Linked DNA regions of Homo sapiens: region 1 is linked to region 2. The links are chromatin loops, found by intact Hi-C in ENCODE. Cell type or tissue: HepG2. All regions are shown on one strand. Each heading gives the region's core, and the rest is flanking DNA. Links, peaks and the distances in the headings are about the cores only.

Region 1 (2,500 bases), core at 1-2,500, 320 kb after region 2:
TCCCAAAGTGCTGGGATTACAGGCGTGAGCCACCACACCTGGCTGATATATGATCTTAAGTATCACTATAACATCCAGGACAGGGATCTTATGCTGGTAATTTAAGAGCTGGCTCAGGCCACAGGAATCCAGTTGGAAGCAATATAAAATTACTAGACAGAAAAGGGTAAGTGCAGAAAGAAGGATAAATTCCTACTTAGAATCTGTAATCCAAAATTTGAATACATGAGGAATTAAATGCTAAGAAAAAAAAAACAACACATTTATTTTTAAGATTAATTTACTTTAGAGAAAATAAGAGTCTTCCAAAACTGATGTTAACATAAATTATATTTAGTGTCTTCACAAAGATAAAAGGGATAACTGGCTTCCAGAAAATGAACAAGAAATTATGATACTAAAGTTGGTAGAAATAAAACAAAAATGAGTGACTATGATTAACTAATTAGAATTCCTGGAAACAAAAAAGGTCTATGTACATGTAAAAAGCCCATCTTAGGCTGGGCGCAATGGCTCATGCCTGTAATCCCAGCACTTTGGAAGGCCAAGGCAGGTGGATCACCTGATGTCAGGAGTTCAAGACCAATCTGACCAACATGGTGAAACCCCATCTCTACAAAAAATACAAAATTAGCTGGATATAGGGTGCAGGCCTGTAGTCCCAGCTACTCAGGTGGCTGAGGCAGAAGACTCACTCGAACCCGGGAGGTGGAGTTTGCAGTAAGCCAAGATTACACCACTGCACTCCAGCCTGGGCAACAAGAGTGAAACTCCATCTCAAAAAAAACCCACCTTAATAGCCTAAATTCTAGTCTGAATAAAGTCAATAGAAAACGAATGAATTGGACAATAACTCTCCTAGGTGCAACACGGAAAGACATAGAAACTCTAGGAATACAAAAAGCAACTAATTCTCATATATTGCTGGCAAGAATGTAAATGGTAAAACTATTCTGGAAAACATTTGGCAGTTCTTTCTTTTTTTTTTTTTCTTAAGACGGGGTCTTGCTCTGTCCCCCAGGCTGGAGTGCAGTGGCATGAACTCGGCTCACTGCAACCTCCACTTCCCAGGTTCAAGTGATTCTCCTGCCTCAGCCTCCTGACTAGCTGGGATTACGGGTGCATGCCACCAAGCCTGGCTAATTTTTTGTGTATTTTTAGTAGAGACGGGGTTTCTACCAGGTTGGTCAGGCTGGTCTTGAACTCCTAACCTCGCGATCCGCCCGCCTCAGCCTCCCAAAGTGCTGGGATTACAGGCGTGAGCCACCACACCCAGCCTGACCGTTCTTTATAAAGTTAAATATACATTTATATGTGACCCAGTAATCCCACCCCTAGCTCTTTACCCTAGAGAAATGAAAGCTTATGTTCATACAATTTGTACAAATGCCATTTCATTTCCTCCCACTAGAGTGCATACTCCCCAGGAGCAGGCAGGGACTTGGTCTGGTTCACTGCTGTATCCCCAGCACCTAGAATGGCGCCTGAAACATAATAGGGGCTCAGTAAATACACGTTAAATAAATGCAGGAATGTTTTCAAGATGCTAAGGAAAATAATTACCAACCTAGAATATTATGCTCAGGAAAATTACTTCAGGCTTGCTGTGATTTGATTGTGTCCCCCAGAGTCCATGTGTTGGAAACCTAATGCCCAATGCAACGGTGCTGGGAGGTGGGATCTAATGGGAGGTGCTTAGGTCATGAGGGCTCCACCTTCATAAATGGATTGATGCCAATTATAAAAGGGCCTGAGGCTGCGGGTTTGATTGAGCTTTCTCTCTCCGCCTCTTGCCCTTTCACCTTCTGCCATGGGATAATGCAGCAAGAAGAACCTGACCAGATGCGACCTCTCAATCTTGGATTTTCCAGCCTCCAGAACTGTGAACTAAATACATTTCTGTTCATTATTAATTACCCAGTCTATGGTTCTGTTACAGCAGCACAAAAGAGATTACAGCAAGGCTGAAAGAAATGAGTTTTTCAGGTATAATCAAGATTATGGCTTATTTCCACAGATTTTTGCTAAAGAACTTCTTCAGGAAGAAGAGAACTAAACTCAAGTGGAAGCTGAATAGAACACTATTATGAGCTGAACTGTGCCCCACCCCCTGCAAATTCATATATTGAAGTCTTAACCCCTAGTACCTCAGAATGTGACTGTACTTTAAAGAGGTTAAGTTAAAATGAGGTCATTAGTATAGGCCCTAATCCGACATAACTGGTGTCTTTACAAGAAGTGGTGATTTGGACAGACATGTACACCCAGAAGAAAGACGGTGTGAGGACACAGGGAGAAGACAGCCATTTACAAAACAGCCATGTACAAGCCAAGAAGGCTTCAGAAGAAACCAACTGAGCCAACACCTTGAACTTTAACTTTTGGCCTACAGAAGGGTGGCGAGGAAGGTTTCTAAACAGTGGAGGCGCAATTAGTGTGGGTGTCATAGCCCAAATGGGATGAAGACGGCCTCCACATGGGAAATAGGCTCAGAAAAAAA
Region 2 (12,419 bases), core at 4,525-7,024:
CACAGAACAAAGACTCACACCCAAAGACTCTCAAGGTGTCCTGTTTATGTCCAGACTAATATGCAGCCATCTTTCTCAGGCACATCATTCAGAAGAGACAGACTTGAGTCCAAGGTTTGGTTTCATTAGCCTTGTGTAGAACTTAGGCAATATTAAGTTAGAAAGGTAATTCAAAATTTCTCATTGGTAGGATGGAAACTGTTGGAACCAAAGGTATATTGGAGAACTAGTTATTCATACCTGACACCATGATTTCAGCCACTAGCATGTGTTGAGATTCTGTAATGTTATCTTCTGACACTCTAGTCTTGGACAAGATGTCCAATGGTGTTACTTGGTTCTTTAGATCAACTTCACCACCTATTGAAGGTCAATAGATGCAATTAAATTTAGCTTTTCTGTTTCAAAAAAAAAGTTTGATTTCATTTATGTTTACGACTATTCATTGGTTGTGAGTTCAGACTCATTCTTACAGTAAGAGGATTCAGAGAAACTGTCAGGGTCTTGGTAACTTAGTAAACCTCACCCTGCTATCCCACACCCTCTCATTTTCACTGAGCACTTAATGATTCGGGGGATAAGGAACCAGTACGGAAGAAAGATAGGACTCTTTCAGGTACTGGCAAAAAACAAGAGTAAAATACCAAAACCCTCAGGGACATGATCAGCTCATAATCACAGCCCACGGTTATTAAGGACAAAATAGATGATCTTCCCAACTTGTCTTCCATACACATGCTTCCTCCTTTATGCTGCTTTCATGCTTATTTTAGCCTGATTTTACCTACATCTTATAATATGAAAGGACATTAAAAAGTCATGATTTAATACAGGCATAAGATTCTCGCACTGCCCACTCTCAGAACAGGGGAGAAATGGATTCTGTAAGACAGCAGTTTTCTAAACTGTGATCCACAGAACCCTGGGCTCATCCTTCAGAATGTCCCTAAAGTCATAATTCTTTTCATAATAATACTATAAAGTTAACTGCCTTTTTCCACCATGTTCACATTTGTACTGATATGGCAAAAGGAATGTGGGCAACAGCTGGTGTCTTAGTATGGAAAAAGGAAATGACAGCAAACTCTACCAGTAGCTGAGCTCTTCACTGCCACACACTCATATTAAAAAAGAAAAGAAAAGAAAAGAAAAAAGGCCGGGCACGGTGGCTCATGTCTGTAATCCCAGCACTTTGGGAGGCCAAGGCGGGTGGATCACATGAGGCCAAGAGTTTGAGACCAGCCTGGCCAACATGGTGAAACCCTGTCTCTACTAAAAATACAAAAATCAGCTGGGCATGATGGTGCACGCCTGTAATCCCAGCTACTCGGGAGGCTGAGGCAGGAGAATCTCTTGAACCCTAGAGGCAGAGGTTGCAGTGAGCTGAGATCTTGCCACTGCACTCCAGCCTGGGTGACAGAGCAAGACCCTGTCTCAAAAAAATTAAAAGAAAAAGAAAAAGAAAAAAAAATTGGCTGGGCAGGGTAGCTTACACCTATAATCCCAGCACTTTGGGAGGCCGAGGTGGGAAGACCACTTGAGGCCAGAAGTTCAAGACCAGCCTAGGCAACATAGCATGACCTTGTCTCTACAAAAAATAAAAATAAAATAAAATAAATTAATAATTTAAATACATTAATAATTAATAATTTAAATAAATTAAATAAAAATAAAAATAAATTAGCCAGGCATGGTGGTGCATGCCTGTGGTCCCAGCTACTAGGAGGCTAAGGTAGGGTCCCAGCTATTTGAGCCTGGGTGGGGCCAAGGCTGCAGTGAGCCATGAACATGCCACTGTACTCCAGCCTGAGCAACAGAGGGAGACCCTGTCTCAAAAAATAAAAATAAAACCCAGTTTCACAAGAAGATTGTTGTGAATCAATAAGAATTATTAATTTTTAAAACTCTTGACCATTGACTACACAGCTTTTTAACACTCTATGTAATAAAATAAGAAATGCATATAAATTCTTTCAGTGCATACTAAAGTTATGATGGTTAGCTAGAGGAAAAACATAAGTAAATTTTGAATTGTGAGCTGAAACTAGCCTCTTTTTTTCATTGCATAACTTTTGTTTATTTTTCATCAATCTGTTACTTTACTTATATTTACACCATGCCTACCAGATAAATATAAATTTTTAAAAAATTTAATAAAATGTAAATTATCTTTGGTATATTTCTGCTAGAAAGATATCAAGGGATGAATCCACAGATGCCCAGATTGTTTGGGTGCACATTCAAGGGAGGCAAATAAGTACTACTGGTTATACCTCACACTTGGTTTACTCTTCCTCTTCCTCAAAGTCATATCTAGTTTGTAAAAAAGTACATCACAAGCCTTCTCAGGCTGGATTTCCCACATTTGTCTGATATCCTGAAGTTATTTTTTATAAAGGACTTTGATTTTCTTATTAAGACCTGTCATGTGATAAGAGATCATATACTACTACCTCTAAAATTGAGGACATAAAACTTCTAAACAAAATATCGCTGAACATTTTTGTGAGGTGATAGCATTTTGGCATTTATTTCCAAGCCTGGGACCCACTCCACTATAAATGGGGAGGTGGAGGGCTTGGAGCTTAAGACTGTTACCACTAGAGGTCAATTGAATTTTGCCTGTAATAAGGAACTCAAAACTCAGCAGAAGAGAACAAATAAACAAACAAATTCTTAGCATTCCTAAAAACAGGAGAACTTTTAACATCCAAAATATTCAAAATCAGCAAAAGCATAAAGATTGATGTACAGCTGTATTTCTGAGCCAACGTTAGGTAATTTGCCACATAATTTATTATATTACCTGCCAACAGCTGATGACCATCCAGAGCCAGACACGTTTTCCCATCTGAGGCTTTCATAAAACCTTCACGACACGAACACCAAGCAGTTCCAAGCCTCTTTTTGCAAATATGTTCACAGCCTCCGTTTTGATATAAGCAGGGATCTGCTCCTAGTAGAGAAAAGAAACAAATTCACAAGTGGGTTTGAAGATGAAAAGGATGCCATTAATGCAAGTCTACAGCTTGCTTTTAGGGAGCTATAGCTTTTAGGGAGAGAAATGCAGTGTATCTAAATAGAGGGTATATCAATAGCTATTTCAGAAGAGTTCCCCCAAGGAGCCACTGATTCTAAGATAAGCCCAGAATGTTATTACCTTATTAGTACTGGGTATAGCCAGCACTTTTTTCAAGAAGCTCTTTAGTCAAATGTGATTCTTATTTCCTGACTCATCATCTAGTCAAACTGACAAAGAGCAATTCAGAAAGAAGAGCTACTATAAAATGTGAAATGCCTTTTCCATTTGCTCACTCCTCAGGGGTATGGAAAGGTCCAAGTGTCGACAGAAGCTTCCACTGCCGGTGTCTAAATTGCCTGCCTTAACCCAAGGCTCTTCGAAATGCAGCAGGTAAGTAAAAGTTGTTCAAGAAAAGAGGTGAAATTGGAGGGATAAAGCCCCAATTACCAAACTACCAGATTGTCTTAAACAAACTTAAATCTTAGAAAATCTTAACATCTACACAGTTAGTGAAAGTTACAAAATCCCCTCCACCCCCCCGCCAACTGCATGACATCAAACAATTAAAACAGTTGCAGATTCCAGCCAAGGAAAGACTGTGTAACATCTCCAGTATGTACCTGGTTTTGCCAATGGATGAACCACAACCAGTGATGAGGGCTTCAGCATGCTGCCTTGGAGACGTACTCTATCTTTGCCAGTCCTCTTGTTTACTCTCATTACTGATGGCATAGCCCAATCTGAGAACCACACATAATCCTCAAACACTGCTACAGCAAATGGGTGACCTGGAAACAATTCAAGTTTGTTAAATACACCTTCTTTGTCTTTGCAATGACTATTTACGAAAGGACAAGGCTTGAAATTTACACAACATTCCTACACTAAATCAGCTCTTTAGCTACTCAGCAAGTTATGAGTGAGCCACCGACTCACACACCTGCCTCAAGGAAAGCCCACATGAGGAGGGAACGTCACCTTAGAATGGGAGCATAGTGGCATGAGGTCCCAGCAAGGCCCACTATCACCCAGCAGTTGCAGAGTGGGAGAATGTGGGCTGATTGTCGTCCTAGCCCCATGAAGGAGAAAGGTGGAATTTTCCTTGTTTAGTACATCTGTCGCTACTTATAGACTAAACTCGAGTAACTTATCTTACCACTCTTTGCCTTAGGTTCCTACTCTTTTGAGCAGCAGTAATAAGGGGTAGATCAAATTCACAAGTTCTTGTAAGGATTTTTCAAAATTTGAGGTAATTGTATAAGAGTCTCCCCACATTCCCATCTCCACCAACACATTTGCCTGCATTAGTCCCCCACCTTCTTTCCCCTCTCTCCTTATTTAATATTGACCTGTGCCCCTGATGTCACCCTTCCTGCCTTCTCTAGGGCCTGGATCCATCAACGACCACCCCCTTTCTCTTACATCTTCCCTCTCTTCATTCCACTAGCTTTGTTCCCTCTGTCTACTATAACCTCTCTCCCATCTTCATTTCCTCATCCCCGTGACCCCTCTAGCTCCTCCTTGTCTCTTTCCTTCCCTTTTTAGCCACATTTTTGAAAGAGTCATTTATTATCAGCTGCCTCCATTTTCATGCCTCCTACTAACAGTAAGTGGGCATCTTTCTGAGCCCACCTTCACCAAACCTACCTCTCTGTGCCACTGGAACTGCTCTGAGAAGGCATGCAAGTATTGAATACGCAAGGGAATGTTTTAACGTTCTATCTCAGGTGGTTAGAGACTAAAGCTAAGGAGGCTGAAGTTGGATGTTTTAATCAAGGCTACTCACATTCCCACAGACCACTCTTTTTGTAAACGAACAATGGATTTGACAGATTAGAATGAATGTCTTCCCCTACTGGTGGCAAACTCAAATAACTTGTTCTGGTTACAATGAGTCTCCACTTATCATTGTTGATCAGGGTCATTAAGATTCATTCTAGTCTCTGGCCCTTTGTCCCAAATTAAAGCCTTAAGTACAGCAAGGGAATTTTTAACATAGCTATAGTTCTTTTTTATCATGGTGAAAAAGCATAACAGAAAACTTAACAGCTCAACCATTTCTAAGTTCAGTAGTGTTAAGTACATTCACACATTGTTGTACAACCAATCTCCAGAATTTTTTCATCTTGCAAAACTGAAACTCTATGTCCATTAAACAACTTCTCATTTCCTCTCCCACATCCCCTGGAAACCACCATTCTCCTTTCTTTTCCTATGAATTTGGCTACTCTAGATACCTCAAATAATTGGAATTGTACAGTACGTGTCTTTTTGTGACTAGCTTATTTCACTTGGCATAATGTCCTCAGGAATTAATCCATGTTAAAGCACATGTTAGAATTAGCTATAGTGTTTAAACAAATACCTCACACTAGACATAATCTTTCTTATTTTTTGTTTACAGAAGAACCACAATTAATTGCATTTTAAATTAAGAATATCTTCAACCTTTTAAAATACATTTTTAATGTACAAACAATATTATATGTTTTTATTGCATACAACATGATGTTTTAAAATATATATACATTGTGGAATGGCTGAATCTAGCCAATTAACAAATGCATTACCTCAGTTATCATTTTTGTGGTAACAGCATGGAACATCCACTCTTAGAAGAAATTCTTAACTGGCAGCTGGGAAGCCACCACATATATACCAGTAGATGGCACTGTAATAATGGGAATGTTACTTACATAATTTAATATAAAATTATTTGATAATGGCCTTCAATAGTTGTATTAGTCATACAATATAGTAGCAATATAAATGATACACAAAGTATCTGCTATGCTTTTTAGTTTAAAATATAGTGTCCTCACATTCGGGTTAGAAATTTTCAAATTCCTTTCTACCTTTTTATGTCAAAGATACAATTTTACATTTATTTGGGTGATGTATTTTTTGGTTTTTGTATTTTTTGAGACGGTTTCACTCCGTCACCCAGGCTGGAGTACAGTTGCACAATCACGGCTCACTACAGCCTCAACATCCCAGGCTCAAGTGATCTTTTCACCTCAGCCTCCTGAGTGGCAGAGGGATTACAGGCACTCACCACCATGCCCAGCTAATTTTTGTATTTTTAGTGGAGCAGAGTTTCGCCATGTTGGCCAGGCTGGACTCGAACTCCTGGGCTCTAGTGATCCTCCCACCTTGGCCTCCCAAAGTGCTGGGATTACAGGTGTGAGCCACCATGCCCAGCCTGGATGATTTTTTTTTTTTTAGTAATGTATGTGTTCTGCACTAGATTCCTTGGCTTTGCAGATATCATATTTGTTTTACCCTCCACTGTATCTTCAGTTCCTGTAATGTGTCAATAAATACCCCTGAAGTAAAAGGATGATAAAGTCTAAGGTTGTGCATAAGCATATCACTTATTGTGAAGTATATCTTTAATTTTTAGAGAATCTTATAAATACATAAAATTTTAAATTATACTTATCTTAAGCCAAAGAGAATGGGCAAAATAGGTATCTTATACAGATTATTAGTTGGTTAGCTTCTTCCTAAATGAGAGAAACCATGTTTTTTCATCTTCCCAACCAATTTCTAACTCTCCAAAGCATCTTCAACACTTCCCTGGCTCTCATTTTCTATATGCAATCTGTTACAAAATCCTCTTAATTTTTTATGCACAATAATTTTTAATATCATAATCCTTCATTCCATTTTTAAATGACAATGTTCAAACTCAGACCATCACCAGTTGTTGCCTGGACAACCACTATAGGCTTCTAACAGATTTCCTTCTCTCCAAATTCCAATCGAACTCCTATACTTTACCTAAGCAGCTATCCAGAGATGCCAATCTTAACATATACATTTTATGTGCAAGAACATTCAATGCCCCTCTACTAAATTCAGAATTTAAGTTTAGTCAACATATCCTGGTAGTACTAACATACAAAGGCCAATTTTTGCAGGCTTATAATCTTTTGTCATCATCTATTTACCACATGGCCCAGTTTAAATACTGTCTTTGTACATTCCTGGAGTCAAAATAAATTTCCCACTGCTTATTTCATTGCCATTTTGTACTTCTTTTAACAGCTGGCATGAGCTACAATGTTTTAAAGATATTTATGAAAATATATGACACCCCATGTAAAATCTGAAAATAATAGGGGAGGAAACTATATTAATCTTTGCACAAGTTATCAACTGACATTCATTCATGCCTAAAATTGCCTATAATATCACTGTTGTGAAACAACTTTTCTAAAACATAAGAAATGAAAACAGCTGAACCAAGTTCTTATTCCTAAAGGAGTTTAGAAAATTTTAATATTTTCATTCTGATTTTGGGACTTCTCAGAAAGAGAAATGATTACGCAACACTATTTTTTACCCCGTATTCCAATGTTAAGGTAAGCTTTGCAGCTCATGATTCCCTGGAGAAGTCTGTCTCTATTCCATATTCACCCATACGGCTAAGTGGTATGTGTGTGTGTGTAAACATATTTTGTATTTAACACTCATAAACACTCAGTCAAGATGAAAAAATCGCCCATCCCAAAGCCTCACCTACATCATTCTGGGTAAGTCTTCGGCGTTTTGAACCATCCAGATTGGCCATTTCAATCACAGACTGCTTGGCATCGCACCAGTACAACTTGTCAGTTAAGAAGTCAATCGTTATTCCACTGGGCCAGATTAGATCAGAGCTGGCTATAACCAGACGGCCAAGGCCTTGGAGGGAAGAACTTTCAATTCGTGGATTAATCCCTGTATCAGTCCAGAATAATCTCCTTTAATCAAGAAAGCACACAACAAATAATATCTGCATGAAATAAATTATTCTGTTCTTTCATCATTGAAAATATCAATGTAAATTACCTCATGATATACTAAAGTGGTACACTAAGGAATACAGAAGAAGAGATAGCGCTGTATGTTCGGCAAATAATTTTGAAATGCAGAGCAATTAACTTGTCTATGTAAAGCATCTTCGAAAAGAAATGTTGAATTAAAGCTCAGATCATTAGATTAAAAAAGAAATTGGTTTAAAAATTGCAATATATGACTAATAAAATAGTCATGAGTAAATAGGCTTGAGTAAAATATTCTTGAATTAGCATTTTGTACTGCAAAAAGGCAATGAAATCTTGCTCGCCTGTTCTTCTGTTATGCATATGTAAAATTCACTGCATTTGTAAAACTACAACATAAAGGAAAGATCATATTTATCTGTTACCCAGTTTTATGCAATGTACTCTATTAACTCAGTTAATTTCAACTTCCATAAATCAGGTGCTGGGCACATTTTTTTTGAAGTCAATATGGTTCATAATTTTTATTGGCCTATTTAGAAATGGTTACGTTCTCACAGTTTTAATCATTTGGCTGGCTCCAAATCAATTATCAACTACTATCAATATATTATCTCCCATAAATCATTGTGAAATTTCCAGTGTAAATAAAATAGGGTTGGTTTTTATCTTTGTTTTTTAACAACTAGGAAGAAATTCTTTATTGTCCTTAAATCTCTAATCTGTAAATGAAAATGTGTCACTAACTCACAATTAACAGCACAGTCTTCTAACCTTTCACAGTTTCTGTTTTCTGTCATCTAAAATCTAGGAATGACCTATATCTTGTGATTTTTCTAAACAGAATCTATAAGTCATATAATCCAAATATCCTTTTCTGCTCAGTAAACAACAATGCAAATTTTTAAAGAAAGTAGATGAATGAGCTTGAGTCTAGTTGGTTAATGAATTACAGTGCATTTTTCTTTCAAAAACAAACTGAATTTATTTAAAAGAGCATATTAACAATAAAATTATTATACAAGAATAGAAAATCAAGACATTAAAAGCATGAGGAATTCATGCTGAAGATTTGAACAAATTGCATGGATTTTCTTGGTTTCTGGTTTTGGACACTAGCATATCAACCATGAACTGTCACATGACCTCTGCAGAGCAGTGCCTTATTTTTACAAATACCTACTTGGCCATTGGATGAACAGCAATTCCTCGTGGTTGAGAGATGTTCTCCTTAGTGATTATTTTGGAACGTTTCCCATTTAAATCACTCCTTCCAATCAGAGATTTCCTAAAATATGTGCAAAATAAGGGAGTTTGTTATAACACCTTTACTTTTCAAACAAAAATACTCCTTTCTCCTCTTTCTGAAATGCAAAGATAGGCATTCTAAACCAGCTCCTATTTCTGTTTCTCTCTCCCTATCTCTTACTCTTTCTCTCTCCCCCACCCACAAACAAAGTAGCAGCAATAAGCCCACAAATTTTATATTTGTAAACACTTTTAATTAGCATCCCAATATTTATTCCAGGTAATGAAAATACACAATGACAGGACAAGGTAAAAGGATCGTGTCAGTGGCTGGGTGAGGACATTCTCTTTATAACTTCCAATCTCCTGCTGAAACCAATGGAAGCCAGAAGCAAAGAGACTGTTATCCTCATGGGATCATGAAGACGAGGGAGACAAGCCAGCACAGAGACAGTAGGTGGAGATTTACATTGGCTTTAATTTTCTTCCATTTAATTCTAAGACAAATGGGAGTAAAATTGTCCCTTGGCATCTGTGGGGGATTGGTACCAGAACTCTCCAAGGATGCTCAATTCCCTGATATAAAATGGCACAGTATTTGGATACAATCTATGTACATTCTCCTGTACACTTTAAATCATCTCTAGATTACTTATACCTCATGTAATGTAAATGCTATGTAAATACAGTTATAAGTTATTGGTTTTTATTTGTATTATTTTTTATGACTGTATTCTTATTTTTAATTTAATTTAATTTTTGAATATTTTTGATCCAAGGTTGGTCGAATCCTCAGATGTGGAAGCTGTAGATAAACAGGGCCAATGGTACTGAAATATTACTTGCTAATCTTTACATTAAATAACCCAATGGAATCTGGCAGGGTAGAAAATTCTTATTTCCTGATTTTTCTATTTATTTGTCAAACAAATATTTACTGAGCACCAACTGTGTGTCAGGGATTGGTCTAAGCATTGGAGATACAATAGTAAATAAAGCCCTGTCTCTGTCCTTATAGAGCTCATAGTTCAACAGGAACAGAGGGAGAGAGAGGCAGAGGTGGGAGGGGAAGAGAAAGGGTTAGGTGGACTGGACGGGGAGGGGAAGAAAAGGTGGAGGGAAAGGGAAGGAGGAGAGGTCGGGGGAAGTAAGAGGGGAAAGAGGGAGAGGGGATTATAACACAGCAAATGAAAGCACATGCTGAAAAGAAGGATGTAAAGAATGTAATTGGAAGACTCAGGGAGGGTGACAGAGTGGGTAGCCCAGCCAAGCAGGGATCAGAGAAGGATTCCTGAAGATAATAACAAACGAAGATGAGAAGCAGGCAGCCAGGCAAAGGTGGGTGGGGATGGAAAGAGTACCCTAAGCAAGGGAATGTACATATACAAGTTCTAAAGTACAGGACCTAAAGAATGTGGGGCAGTTATACTTGCACTTTAGAAAGTTTGCTGTGGCTTTAGTGTGAAAGGGCGAGGCAGGCAGGAGATGACGGTGAGGAGATAAAACAGTAGCAGAAGAAATGGAGAAAACTGGATGAATTTAAATGCTAAACATGACTCTATAGCATCCCTGCCCCCTTCAGGAGCAAACAAGGGACGATCAGCAGCTTCTTGCAGCAGGTGGGACCACAGGCAGACAGGATATAAATAGGGCTAAGAAGAGCCTCCCTTTCCCAATGTACTGCCTGCTTTCCCTGTTTCCCTGCTGCAAACCAGAATATATAACCACCTTTAATTCATTCAATAAACATCTGTTAAAGGCCTCTCACCTTGCTCTTGAGGGCAATGTCTGCATGAAACAAGCCTGCCTAGAAACACAAGGTAGGGCCATTCCCTCCTCCCGGTTTTACAGAATGCTAAGGAGACCTTCTCTGGTGGCTGGTTCACCAACTATTTTCTAGGTGCTGTGTAGGGAACAGGACTACATGCACAGTGCTCTATGCACAGGGCCTTATTCACAGGCAGTATGCAGAAGAGAGGTGAAGGTAAAACTGGCTCAGTGACTATGCTGGGTTGGAAACACTTTGCAAACTACCAACTAAAGGCAGTGGAGAATTTGAAACCATTTCTACTCCAGTGCCACTTTAAAAAGATAATTTTACTCCCGGATGAAGTGGTCATAAGAAGGATACTGCTGGGTGGAAGATATTTTTGAACTTAATGTGTCAAGTTCTGTTCTCAGACACAACTGTCACTGTGCCTCTTCCCTTGGTGGGAGGGAAGAAATTCTGAGGCCACTTGCTTGTGACCAGGGGAGATGAAACTGTCACTTCTGATCTCATGATGATCTCTAATCATCTTAGAGATGAGAGACATCATCTCTAAATTCTGTTTCGGGCAGGAATTAAGTGATGAGACGAGAACGACATAAGCTCCTGACTGTGCAGCTGTCTCAAGGCAAGATCGCTGGAATTTACTTTTAAAGCTCCCCCAAGGTGTTCACCTAATATACTTCTATTTGATTCAGCTAGAGAGCAAATCTCAAACTCCAGTGTTGGTAGTGAGAAACCAAAGACCAGCAGGGATATTTGAGTTCATGGGAGTTCAAGCATCACCTTTAATCTAGAGGTGTGTCCTTCTCTCTCTAACCATTATCTAATTGTCCCAGTGTCACTGAGATCCTCCAAGAGAAAAACTCACCCTCCTTCTAGGGTAAGAGGTGTCCATCAACAACCCTAGAAGAGTGATTTTTTTTTTTACCTCATATTAGTTTTTGTTACCTCAAAAGAATGAATAAATAGATAGCTTATATTTTTACCTTCTTGATTCTTTACTAGGCAATTGACTTTAGGAATCAGTATTCCTTGATACTAAATAACAGCATTACCATTGGAATTTTCAATGTGCTTCCTTCCTACATTTAGATGTTAATTTGAATCTGTCTTTTCCTAGGCCAAAAAGGAACTGCAAGCATCCCACTTTGCCCCTTTTGATTGGCTAAGAGTTACCATGTGATCTAATATTATGAGATTGGAATCTCAGTTATTTACATCCAATTTCTAGGTAATATCAAGGTTTCCAAACCATAAACCTCTCATTTCCAGATAAATTAAAGGTTTTCTTTTAGCAGCTGCCTTTAGAGCCAGGAGGACTTAAGAAGGGCTTGTTATTACTGAAGCCAATGAACTGGGGAATTTAGGGTCTGATTCTCCAGGAAACAGTGGTGCCTGTCTATCTCCTGAACGCCTTGCCTCTGCAGTCGGTACCATGGTGCTATTAATCAAACACTGTTAAAATTAGAGGTCCCTTGTGAATGTGGGGAAATATGAGAAGACTTGGCATCCTTAGTGGACCCGAGAGTGGTTGACATCTGCCATTTTGATCATCGTTTACCCTCCTGAGAACAACCATGTACAGCTCTGTTATTATACACAGCCGACA

Evidence for each region. Peaks named below come from ENCODE experiments on the same cell type or tissue, not always from the same donor. Only the 100,000 strongest peaks of a DNase experiment are listed, where the experiment ranks them.
Region 1: it touches region 2 in a loop (3-fold over the local background); 3 of 110 quality-filtered maps call a loop at or near these places.

What each region holds. Positions count from the first base shown.
Region 1 is chr4:109,651,873-109,654,372 of GRCh38, reverse strand. All of the region lies in intron 1 of MCUB (mitochondrial calcium uniporter dominant negative subunit beta), which reads right to left. Among named protein-coding and RNA genes, the nearest start is that of CASP6, 50 kb to the left of the region's middle. In HepG2, for the core only: a CTCF peak has its summit at 1,411; no DNase peak of the experiment used is centred there.
Region 2 is chr4:109,971,363-109,983,781 of GRCh38, reverse strand. EGF (epidermal growth factor) reads right to left here. Exons shown (of 24, transcript NM_001963.6): 12 at 8,975-9,079; 13 at 7,547-7,770; 14 at 3,643-3,810; 15 at 2,807-2,956; 16 at 241-360. Among named protein-coding and RNA genes, the nearest start is that of EGF, 65 kb to the right of the region's middle. RefSeq lists an enhancer at 2,744-3,943. In HepG2, for the core only: a CTCF peak has its summit at 5,672 (motif pointing right); no DNase peak of the experiment used is centred there.